Regions from separate parts of the Homo sapiens genome. Here region 1 is linked to region 2. A link is a contact called in ENCODE Hi-C or POLR2A ChIA-PET data. All regions are on one chromosome and are shown on one strand. The core of a region is the stretch at or near the end of the contact, and the rest is flanking DNA. Distances in the headings are between cores, read along the strand shown. Region 1 overlaps AKAP13 (A-kinase anchoring protein 13). Region 2 overlaps AKAP13 (A-kinase anchoring protein 13).

The links. A loop is a pair of places that touch in the nucleus more often than their neighbours do. ChIA-PET counts read pairs that join two places held with the same protein, here RNA polymerase II (POLR2A). Pooled maps may share reads with other maps.
Region 1: a pooled map shows a loop between it and region 2 (2.0-fold over the local background). The contact joins two enhancer-like sites. A Hi-C loop is called at or near these places in 5 of 168 maps with a recorded cell type or tissue (B cell, Calu3, GM23248 and 2 more), 1 of 37 single-sample maps with no recorded cell type and 6 of 50 pooled maps. POLR2A ChIA-PET finds 5 or more read pairs at or near these places in 5 of 52 experiments (CD4-positive, alpha-beta T cell, Caco-2, OCI-LY7 and 2 more).

Annotation. Positions count from the first base shown.
Region 1 is chr15:85,552,733-85,558,091 of GRCh38, reverse strand. The region is part of intron 5 of AKAP13 (A-kinase anchoring protein 13); the gene reads right to left. Among named protein-coding and RNA genes, the nearest start is that of AKAP13, 170 kb to the right of the region's middle. Within about 2 kb of position 2,816, at least 4 of the 41 ENCODE cell types and tissues checked have a DNase peak (open chromatin) inside an H3K27ac peak, as active enhancers do.
Region 2 is chr15:85,501,787-85,506,776 of GRCh38, reverse strand. The region is part of intron 2 of AKAP13 (A-kinase anchoring protein 13); the gene reads right to left. Among named protein-coding and RNA genes, the nearest start is that of AKAP13, 120 kb to the right of the region's middle. Within about 2 kb of position 1,521, at least 5 of the 41 ENCODE cell types and tissues checked have a DNase peak (open chromatin) inside an H3K27ac peak, as active enhancers do.

The DNA.
Region 1 (5,359 bases), core at 1,567-4,066, 50 kb before region 2:
AAAAATGAACTACTGGAAAAATGAAATTTAATGTGCACAGATTCTGGGGAGAAAAACTACTGGCAGAAGAGATAAGAGGCATAGCATAGATAGGAATACGGCATGTGGTATAAGCTATAGACCCATTGGACAAGGTTTCATTTTCTCCCAAAGGTAAACTTCATATAGGCCTGAGCAAAGCTGAAAACCAACTGAACAATAGCAAGAGTATTTTAAAAGTTCAGTCCCACCCAGTCTTTATTATTGTTGTTATTGCTATTAAAATCAAAAGTATCCAAATATCAGCTTTAACAGTCATGTTCTAAAGAGGTTCTGTCGTGTGGGCATGGGGGCTCATGCCTGTAATCCAGCATTTTAGGAGGCTGAGGCAGGCAAATCACTTGAGTCCAGGAGTTTGAGATCAGCCTGGGCAACATACAAGACCTCATCTCTACACAAAATTTTCAAAAGTTAGCCAGGTGCGTTAGTTAGTGGTGGTGCGTGCCTGTAGTCTCAGCTACTGCGGAAGTTGAGGTAGGATGTCGAGGCTACAGTGAGCCATGACTGGGCCACTGCACTCCAACCTGGGCAACAGAATGAGACCTTATCTCAAAACAAACAACAAAACACAAAAAAAACCACACCTAACAAAAACGACAACAAAAGAAGCTCTATAATTTGTTGAAATGATTTCCCTGAATCAAATGTGAAATATCAGGAACAAATCACAGTACATAATAAATATAAAACGATTGTAAAAAGCTGTATTCAGTTTTTCAGAGCATTTTCATCATAAATATCTTATTTAATCTTCCAAGTAACAAGGCCAAGGTTCTGCAGATAGATAGCGTTTAGGCAAATCAACCAAGGCTTCACAGAGCTAAGGGCTGAAATGAGGGCTAAAAAATAAATTTTAAAATTAATTCCAAGCAATCTGTTTATTCTAAATCAATTTAGTGTAGTAATTTATGTGGATTAATGAGCAGAAAGAAAAGATAAAAGCAAAATGTTTCTTTAGATCACATTTTAAAATGGCACTAAGAGGTATTCGACTGAACACTCACACCTTAAACAACAAAACCACTTCAAATGCACATATTCTCTAAAAGGAAGTGTATACACAAAAATCCCAGAAGACGTTTACAGCAAAATTGTGTAGAGAATTTTTATTTACTCTGTATGTATTCTAAAACGCAAATCCAAATCTTCACTTAAGGAAAATAAAACAGGTGCTTATGGTAGAAAATGTCTTCGACTGGAAATGGCGGCTTCTTCTGAAGAGCTTTCTGAGGAGGTGACCTAACAACTGACCTGAGTGGTATGAAAGAGCCAGCATGCAGAGTTAGGGAACAAGAACATCAGGCAATGTGTACAGCAAGTACAAAGATCCTGAGGTGGCAATGAGCTGGCCAGGGAGGTTACAGCCAGTGTAGCTGTGCAGACAGAGCTATGGGAATGAGAAAAATGTTATGAAATGAAGTCTCAAGAGTTGCACCAGGTTCAGATTTCACAGAGCTTTGTGAGTCCTGGTAGGAACTAGGATTTTATTCTTGGAGGGGTGAGAAAACACTAGGGGGAGGAAGGCAAAAATGACAAAACAAAAGAAGGATGCTAACAATATTTACTACAGTCATGTGCCACTTAGCCATGTTTCAGTCTATGATAGACCATATATGGAATGATGGTCCAGTAAGATTATAATGCAGCTGGAAAATTCCTATCACTCAATGATGTTACGGCTGTCATAATGTTGTAATGCACTGCATATCTGCAGTGATACTGGTGAAAGCAAACCTACTGTGCTGCCAGTCATATAAAAGTATAGCACATAAAATTATGTACGGTACATATTTGATAGCGATAATAAAATGACTATGTTGTTGGTTTATTATTTACTTTTAATCCTCACAAAAACTCTGAGGCAGGTATCAGTGTATTTCCATGTTGCATGTGTGGAAACTGAGACTTAATGAATAATTTCCCCAAGAATTCACAGCTGTAAGTGAAACGGCCACAATCTGTACTCAGAGCTAACTCTAAAACTTATGTGCCTCCTTCCACTACCCACAACGAAACCTACCTCTAAAAAAGTTTCAAACCACATTCAAATTATACTAACTGGATGTCTGATGTAATATTTATCAGAAGCTAATAAAGTATATTAGGGTTTTTGTTATAAGTTTTATAAAATCCATAGCAAGTTTTTCAAATGCAAAATAACACAAATTAGAAGCCATTTCTCAGAGATAAGGTTACAGCATCCAAACCAAGTGTCCACAGTTTATGTATATGATACAACAAAATTCAATAAGCCCAGGATGAGTTTCAACTAATTTTCTAGCATTCTACCTGCCATGCAATAATCAACAACCAATCAGTCTCTGCCTTCTTACCTTGCCTAGCATGCGCAAGAAAACAATGGGGTTTTATGCTAACATACATAGAAAACCCAGTCAAATTAACTTAACTGCAGAGAAGAACACTTTTCTGATCCTAACAACACAAGTCCTTCAGGGAAGTTCAATGATGCTTCAGGTTGAGTTACAGCAAAAAGCCAGAGAAAATGTCAGAGAATAAACAATGAAGATTAACAAAGCATTGGTCTGGAAGCTGATACTCACACATGGCTGCCCAAGCACCCCGAATATCGCAAGCCCATCCTCTTTTAGTTTTGGCTTCATACTACAGCTTTAAAAATAGAGGAAAGCAGCCTGGTTACCCCTCCTAAAGGCGTGTTTCGCTCCAAGTTTACTTCTGACAAGGAACTGCAGCATCTAGTTCCTTTTCTGAGGGCTATTGCAATATCTTCTCAAAACCACATCACCATAATAGTGTCCAACCTTAATGAGTTCTACAAACCCAACCACAACTCTACTCAAATGGAGCTGGAGAAGCTAAATGCCAGAAAGGGGTAGGGGGTGGGGGGTAGCTAATCCACCTCAAAATGATGTATTTTAGCTATCCGTAGGGAACTCGCTGCTAGGCTAGTTATGGTCAGATATGCAATCCTGCATACCCAGGGCCACAAGATATTTTAGCACTGAAACTTAGTTTTCCTCTTTTCCTTCCTTTTTTTGGGGGGGAGGGAACATAGAACTGCCACTCTCGCCTTAATAATTAGCATAAGGAGAGTGCAAAGAAAAAGAAGGCACATCCTTGAAGCAACTACTGTCTATGAGTAATTTGCTCTAAATTTTGTGCTTTTAAACAAAAAAAGTTTTATAAGGTAATTGTTAGAGCATAAGCTGGAAAGTCAGACAGAGTTGGTTTGATTCCTTACTCTCACCTTACCATCTTTGTGATCTTGGACTACTTAAATTTCTCTGCGCTTCAATTTCCTCATCTGTAAAGTGAAAATACTAAATCTGTCATGAGGATTAAATGAATGTGAATTCAAAATGTTAGCTGTCTGGACACCCGAAACGATTGATATATTGTGACTGTGTGGTATGCTAGAGGGCTGGTATAATTCTAATGAACCAAAAAAGAAGGCAACTTCTGAGTATTAGACTTAAAAAAAAAAGAAAAAAAAGTAAGGGAAGCCTGCTTGTGGGGTAAGTGTCAAGCAACTACCCCTACAACACCTACCACAATTTACCCTCCAAAATTCTGTAAGGAAAATGGGGCTTGGTTTCCCCACTAGGTTAAGAGATAGTTACAATTGTGGGGTGAGGCTGACTAGGAAACAGTAAGTCAGAAACTGAATGGTGGTTAAAAGAGATATCATATTCATACGCACCTGAAATATTTCCAATGAATTGTCCTTCCTAGCTCTCCAAATAAAGAGATATCTAAGCTCCTAAGAACTTTATAAACATGTTCTTGTTTAATCCTAACAGATCTATGAGGTACATATTATTTTTCCCTATTTTGTAGATGAAGAAACTGAGGCCTATAAGAGATGTTAAACAATAGGGACACACCAAGTTCAGCTTTGCCATTTTTAAGGCCAAAGAGATGGATGCCTGCTGAACAAGGATTAAGTGATTACAGGGCTACCATCACTATCAGTGAGGCAGCACCACCAATACAAGAAATACTATTAAAATAAAGAGTACTATGTAAGCATTCTCTACATAATCTAAACCAGCGGTCCCCAGCATTTTTCGCACCAAGGACCAGTTTCACGGAAGGCAATTTTTCCACAGATGAGGGGGCGGGGTATGGAATGGTTCTGGGATGAAACTGTTCCACCTCAGATCATCAGGCATTAGATTCTCATAAGAAGCATGCAACCTAGATCCCTCACATATGCAGTTCACGATACGGTTTCCACTCCTATGAGAATCTAATGTCACCACTGACTGGACAGTAGGCAAGCTCAGGTGGTAATGCTCGCTCGCCCGCCTGACACTCACCTCTTGCTGTGCAACCTGGGTCCTAACAGTCCATGGACCAGTACCAGTCTGTAGCCTAGGCGGTGGGGACCCCTGATTTAAAGTACAAATCTCCTTATGTGCTTTTTATGCAGAAATTCTATTGGCCAGTTAAAGCATAAAATATGTACTATAAGAATAAAATGGTACAATAATCAGTGACTATAGAAACTGTTAATGTCATATGCAAAAACAACTAAAGAGTTTTCAAATGGATAAATAGTTTGACAGTTAAAATGAATATTAAGAGATAGTGCACCGGCTAGATAACCTTAGGAAGAACATTTTATCTTTATTAAGCCAACAAATATTTATTAAAATTTAAATGGTATAAGAATTACAGATGTTAGGCCAGGCACGGTGGCTCATGCCTGTAATCCCAGCACTTTGGGAGGCCGAGGCAGGCGGATCACCTGAGGTCAGGAGTTCAAGACCAGCCTGGTTAATATGGTGAAACCCTGTTTCTACTAAAACTACAAAAAATTGGCTGGGCATGGTGGCGAGTGCCCGTAATCCCAGCTACTCAGGAGGCCAAGGCAGGAGAATTGTTTGCATCTGGGAGGTGGAGGTTGCAGTGAGCTGAGATCGCGCCATTGCACTCCAAATTGGGCAAAAAGAGCGAAACTCCGTCTCCAAAAAAAAAAAAAAAAAAGAATTACAGATGTTAGATTATATTAAAACTCTAGATTTAACTTTTTATTAACTAGTGTTCAGAACACTAAACATTAAATAAAACAATTTTTTAAATTGTAGATATTCCATTTAGGCCATGTGTCTTTCTAGGGTAAGTTCAATTTGAAAATCATTCACATAAGAATAAAATTAAGAGCAGAATGTCAACATTGCCATCTCCAAATTTTGTAAGAAAAAATGGCCAAAATCATGTATAAAAACTATGATAAATCCATCCTGGCTAACACGGTGAAAAAACATACAAAAAAATTAGCCGGGCATGGTGGCACACGCCTGTAGTTCCAGCCACTCAGGAGGCTGAGGCAAAAGAA
Region 2 (4,990 bases), core at 272-2,771:
CTTTCTGTACATGGTTGGTGAAGGTCAGGCAAGACGATCATAAACAACTGTTTTATATAACACTAATAACCATTGGTCTTCATATGTCCCCTTAGCAGTGAGGTCATCCCTGACCATCCTCAATGAAGTATGAGCTCTCCTACCCTAACTCTCCTTATCTATCTTGCCCTGCTTTATTTTTTCCATAGCATCATTTACTTTCTGACACGTATTTATTCATGTATGTCTATTTAATACATTATATATTATACCTATATGTATATATAAAATTCTAAAAGCATGTATTTATGTATTTATCTGAGTTCCCCTTTCCTCCCAACTGTTACGTAAGCTTCCTGAGAGGTGGGACCATATTTGTTTTATTCAATGCTACATCATTGCCTAAAGGTATGTCTCGTTGTTCTAGGTGCTCAATAAATGTTGGCCAAATGAATGCACGAATTCCTTTCTGGTCTCTCTTTCTGTAAACAATCTTTCTTTTTTTGTTGTTTTTGAGATGGAGTCCCGCTCTGTTGCCCAGGCTGGAGTGCAGTGGCACAATCTCAGCTCACTGCAACCTCCACTTCATGGGTTCAAGCAATTCTCCTGCCTCAGTCTTCCCAGTGGCTGGGATTACAGGTGCCCGGCTAATTTTTCTGTATTAGTAGAGACGGAGTTTCACCATGTTGGCCAGACTGGTCTTGAACTCCTGACCTCAAGTGATCCGCCCACCTCCTCGGTCTCCCAAAGTCCTGGGATTATAGGCATGAGCCACCACGCCCGGCCTGACAATCTTTCTACAATTCATCTTAAATACTTAAGATGACTGGATGAGAAATTAATTAAAAGATCTAGAGTCTAATGGTCTGGGTATGCCAAATTTTTAGCTCAGTTGCCCTTAAGAAGTCACTTAAAATATAACTAAAATTCAAAAAGACTAATGACAAGAAGAGCACCTAACAGCTTCACCCTTATTTATTTAACCTAGGGGCTTTTCCTATATCTGTCTCAGCAGGAAAATACTAAGATAGTATCCACATCCCTCAAAATAAAACGCATTCTTGAAACTAGCCAACAAAGCCATTTTTATAAATCTTTCTTTAAAAGACACCTCAAAGTATCTCATGCAACACGAATAGAAATCCACCAAGAAATTTATCGACTTTTACATAAAGTCATTCCAGATAAAGACTTAGGTTGACTTCACTGTTAGAAAATATTAAAGAATTTTATTTGGCATTTAAGGTTACTTTTTATTTAAACTAGGCTAATCTTTTGCCCAATAAAGATACTGGCCAATGAAATCCCTATAACCTGTCTTCTTTTTTAATCAGGTTGTGTGTATTCTCCTGCCAAAACCATACCCCTTTCTCAATGCCAACACAAAACTATTATTTTAAATACTACTACCAGTCATAGCCCAAATTCATACTGTCTTCCAGCTTCATAATTTTGCAACACTAAGATACAGGATAATTCTTAAAGATGTCCAGGCACCACCTATTTGGTCCATTAAAACAAAGCCAGCAGATGGCGCTCAATAAATCTACTCAAGTTCTGTGTCTATGGAGTAGTTTTAGAGATTGTTCTAACAGGGATTTCAGACAGAAAAGAAATTAAAACTACTCAAGTTTGGATATAATTTAATGTATGGTCCCTTTAATGAGAAGTATTCCTTAAAAGGAAGAGAGTGTTGAAAAATTGTAAGAGTGTAAGTTCTTCTTGTTTCAATGTACAATTCTCCCTCTCAAGTCTATTTTTGTCCAGCAAAGCTAAATTGTTCAGATGGTGCTGGCTTTCAAACACATGTGCGCACACACACACAGAGAGTGAGAGCAAAAGAGAGGGAGAGAGAGAGAGATGGGAGAGAGGGGGAGAGGGGGAGAGGGTGCGAGGGAGAGCAAGAGCGAGAGAGCAAGAGAGAGAGAGCGAGAAAGAGCAAGCGAGAGTGTCTCTACCTCTGAAAAATGTTTCACAACTCTCTGGAAGTGGTAGAATTATTAATTAGGTCAATACTTAAAGAGACATTCTCTCTTTTGCTAACAAAACCATATATTTGGCTAAAATGCAGACATGTAAGGATTTTTTTTTTTTTTTTTTTTTGGAGACAGGGTGTTGGGCCCTGTCACCCAGGCTGGAGTACAGTGGTGCGACCATGGCTCACTGCAGCTTCGATCTTCCAGGCTTGAGCAACCCTCCTGTCTCAGCCTCCCAAATAGCTGGGACTATAAATGCACGCCACCATGCCTGGCTAATTTTTTCTTTTTTTTTTTTTTTTTTTTTTTTTTTTTTTTGTAAAGACAGGGTCTCACCACATCGCATAGGCTGGTCCTGAACTCCTGGGCTTAAGCTATCCTCCCACTTCAGCCTCCCAAAGTGCTGGGATTACCAGCACGAGCCACTGCGCCCAGCCTGTATTAATTCTCCATAAAAATTTAATGAAAGAGTTAGAAGTGATTAGCTAAAATCAATCTCTCTGGCTCCTCATTCCTCGCTCCTTCCCCTCTCCTCTCTCCTCTCCCAGAGAGCAGATGGTTGAAGATTATACTCGGCTACTTTGTTGCTGATTGAAAAGGTGACATTCTGTCATTAAAATCTGAAGATCTGACTTCTGCTCTCACCTATATCTTACAGTTATTCACCTAGCTTTCTTGGTTATTTATTATCCTCAGTTCTCTTGTTTTTCTCCAAAGTCATCAATTAAGTTGGGACTCCAGGCTTCTAAGCTGGCCTCCACACACTGGGAAGCACAGAGTCTCCAAAATACAATCTGATCAAGCTACTCTCCTGATAAAGCCCTATGCCTGAGCATGTCCCTTCAACACACAGCACACAAAGCCCCCAACAAACCTAGCCCTCACTGACCCCTCCAGCATCATCTCCCTCACAGAGCCTCTCCTCAAACACTTTGCTACAAGTATACCAAGCCCCTGAGAATTCATGAACACATGTTCAAGGCTCACTCTTCCTACCTGTCTCACTACTCGGCCATGCTGCTCCCTTTATCTGTCACACTGATGATTAGAGCGAGAGAGTAAAGCATGAAATACAATGCCTTTCTTTTCTAAGTAGAAACCTGGGCCCCTTCCTCAGATGAAGGGCCTCCTTTACCTGATCTAATACATACTATGCCTCACCCACTGCAGGCAGATCAAGGTGCCCTCTGATTCCATGAGTCCATCAGGTTTGCACAATCGTCATCTCTGCACCAGCAATGCCTAAGTCACGGAGCCCAGCAGGTCAAGTTGAATCACCTCTGGTCACACATCATTCCTAACCCAGGGTACAACATGCTGAGACCATGGAAAAGAGACATTCAAAGTTGGGAAGTGGGACACTGTCAACTACAAGATTAAGAAGGGAAGGTACCAATACAGAATGGACAGCATTGCTTTGGGGGCTATAGTACCAGAGGAAGACCACAGGCTTTGAAATCACGTGACTTAGAATACCAGCTTCCCTTGTTACCAGCTGTGTATTTAAAACTGCTGATTCTTTTAGGAGCTACCTCAAATTCCCTGTAAGAACTCCTAGATTGTAAACTCTAAGAGGATGGAAATTATTATAATCCCATATCTGAAATGCATGAAATAATGGCTCTTGTATCAAATGCTTACTATGTGCCAGGAGTGTCTTAAATGTCTTACACAAATTAAGGTTGCCATTTAATCCCCTTACCACGACATAAAGTAAGTACTAAAGTATTTTAACAAGGTATACCAAGTACGTAGCATACACTAGGTACAAAGAAAATGTTCCCATCCATTCCCAAGTAAATAGAAACATCCCACATTTCATAATCTCCATGTCTCTACCTCTCTTAATCTCTTCTAGTAAAACACACTATTTCTCAAACAGAGCCAAATAAAGTATGGTAATAAAATTGATTACTTTTTGGTTTTACTTAATAATAGGTGAAGAATTTTAACTAAATGGCAAATAAGTCTTACGAAAGAAACTGTCTGAAAAGGTGTCATATGGAAATTTAGGAGAAGAAAATCCATCTAATTAATTTTAACGGTAAACCAGCTTTTTTGTAAAGCTGGTTAAGCTTTCTGATTTCTAACGAATAGTTACATGAGTATCAAACAACCCACAGTACTTAACCACAAAAGTAATCAGAAGAAAATTCTATCATTTCAGACATTATCACTTTTCTTATCTAGTGTTACCAGTAAAACCATTTCACAAAAACACGTATTTTAAGTTTTCCTTTTTAAGTGTCGACATTTTTTAAAGAAATAAGCCAACTTTATGAAAATCTTTCTAAGGGATATTACACATTTCCAGGCCTAAGAAGGCCTACTGATAAAGGTGTGCAGGAATATTAACTGAGCAACTGATACGTATTAAGATTTTTACATGTAGGAATGACATACTTAACTGCTTAAGATTAAATTACATATGTTAAATGCTTCTCAAAGTAACTGATGTTTAGTAAGTATTCAATAATTGCCAAATATTGCTGTCACTTTCTAAATCACATGTAGTGCTCATGAAAAATCCTGTAATATACATACTACCCTATATTACAGAACTTTTAAGATGAAGACTCTAAGCCTCCCACAGTAGGGCAGGAATGTAAAGCTGTGTCTACTTGACTCCTAAGCACATACACTTTCTCTACATGGGTTCTCAAAGTGTTGGATCACCTGGGAACTTACCAGAAATGCAATTTTTCACCCCATCCCAAACCTAGTAAATCAGAAACTCTGGGGTGTGGCCCAGCAATCTGGGTTTTAATAAGCCCTCCTGGTGACCCAAATGCATGCTCAAGTTTGAGAACCAGTGACCCCACAGCACCATGCTCCGCCGTACCAGTTACCACAAAGGTCTAGTGTCTGTCCCTAAATGGTTCCCCTTCTTCCCAACAAATTCCACTTTTCAGTGTTTCCTTCTGACTTTAATAATCTCACCAACATCCTTATTTCACAAATCCTAGGCAATAGCCCGCTTCTTCCCTACACCATGCAGGGTTAAACGCTGACACAGAGGAGCAATATACTGACAT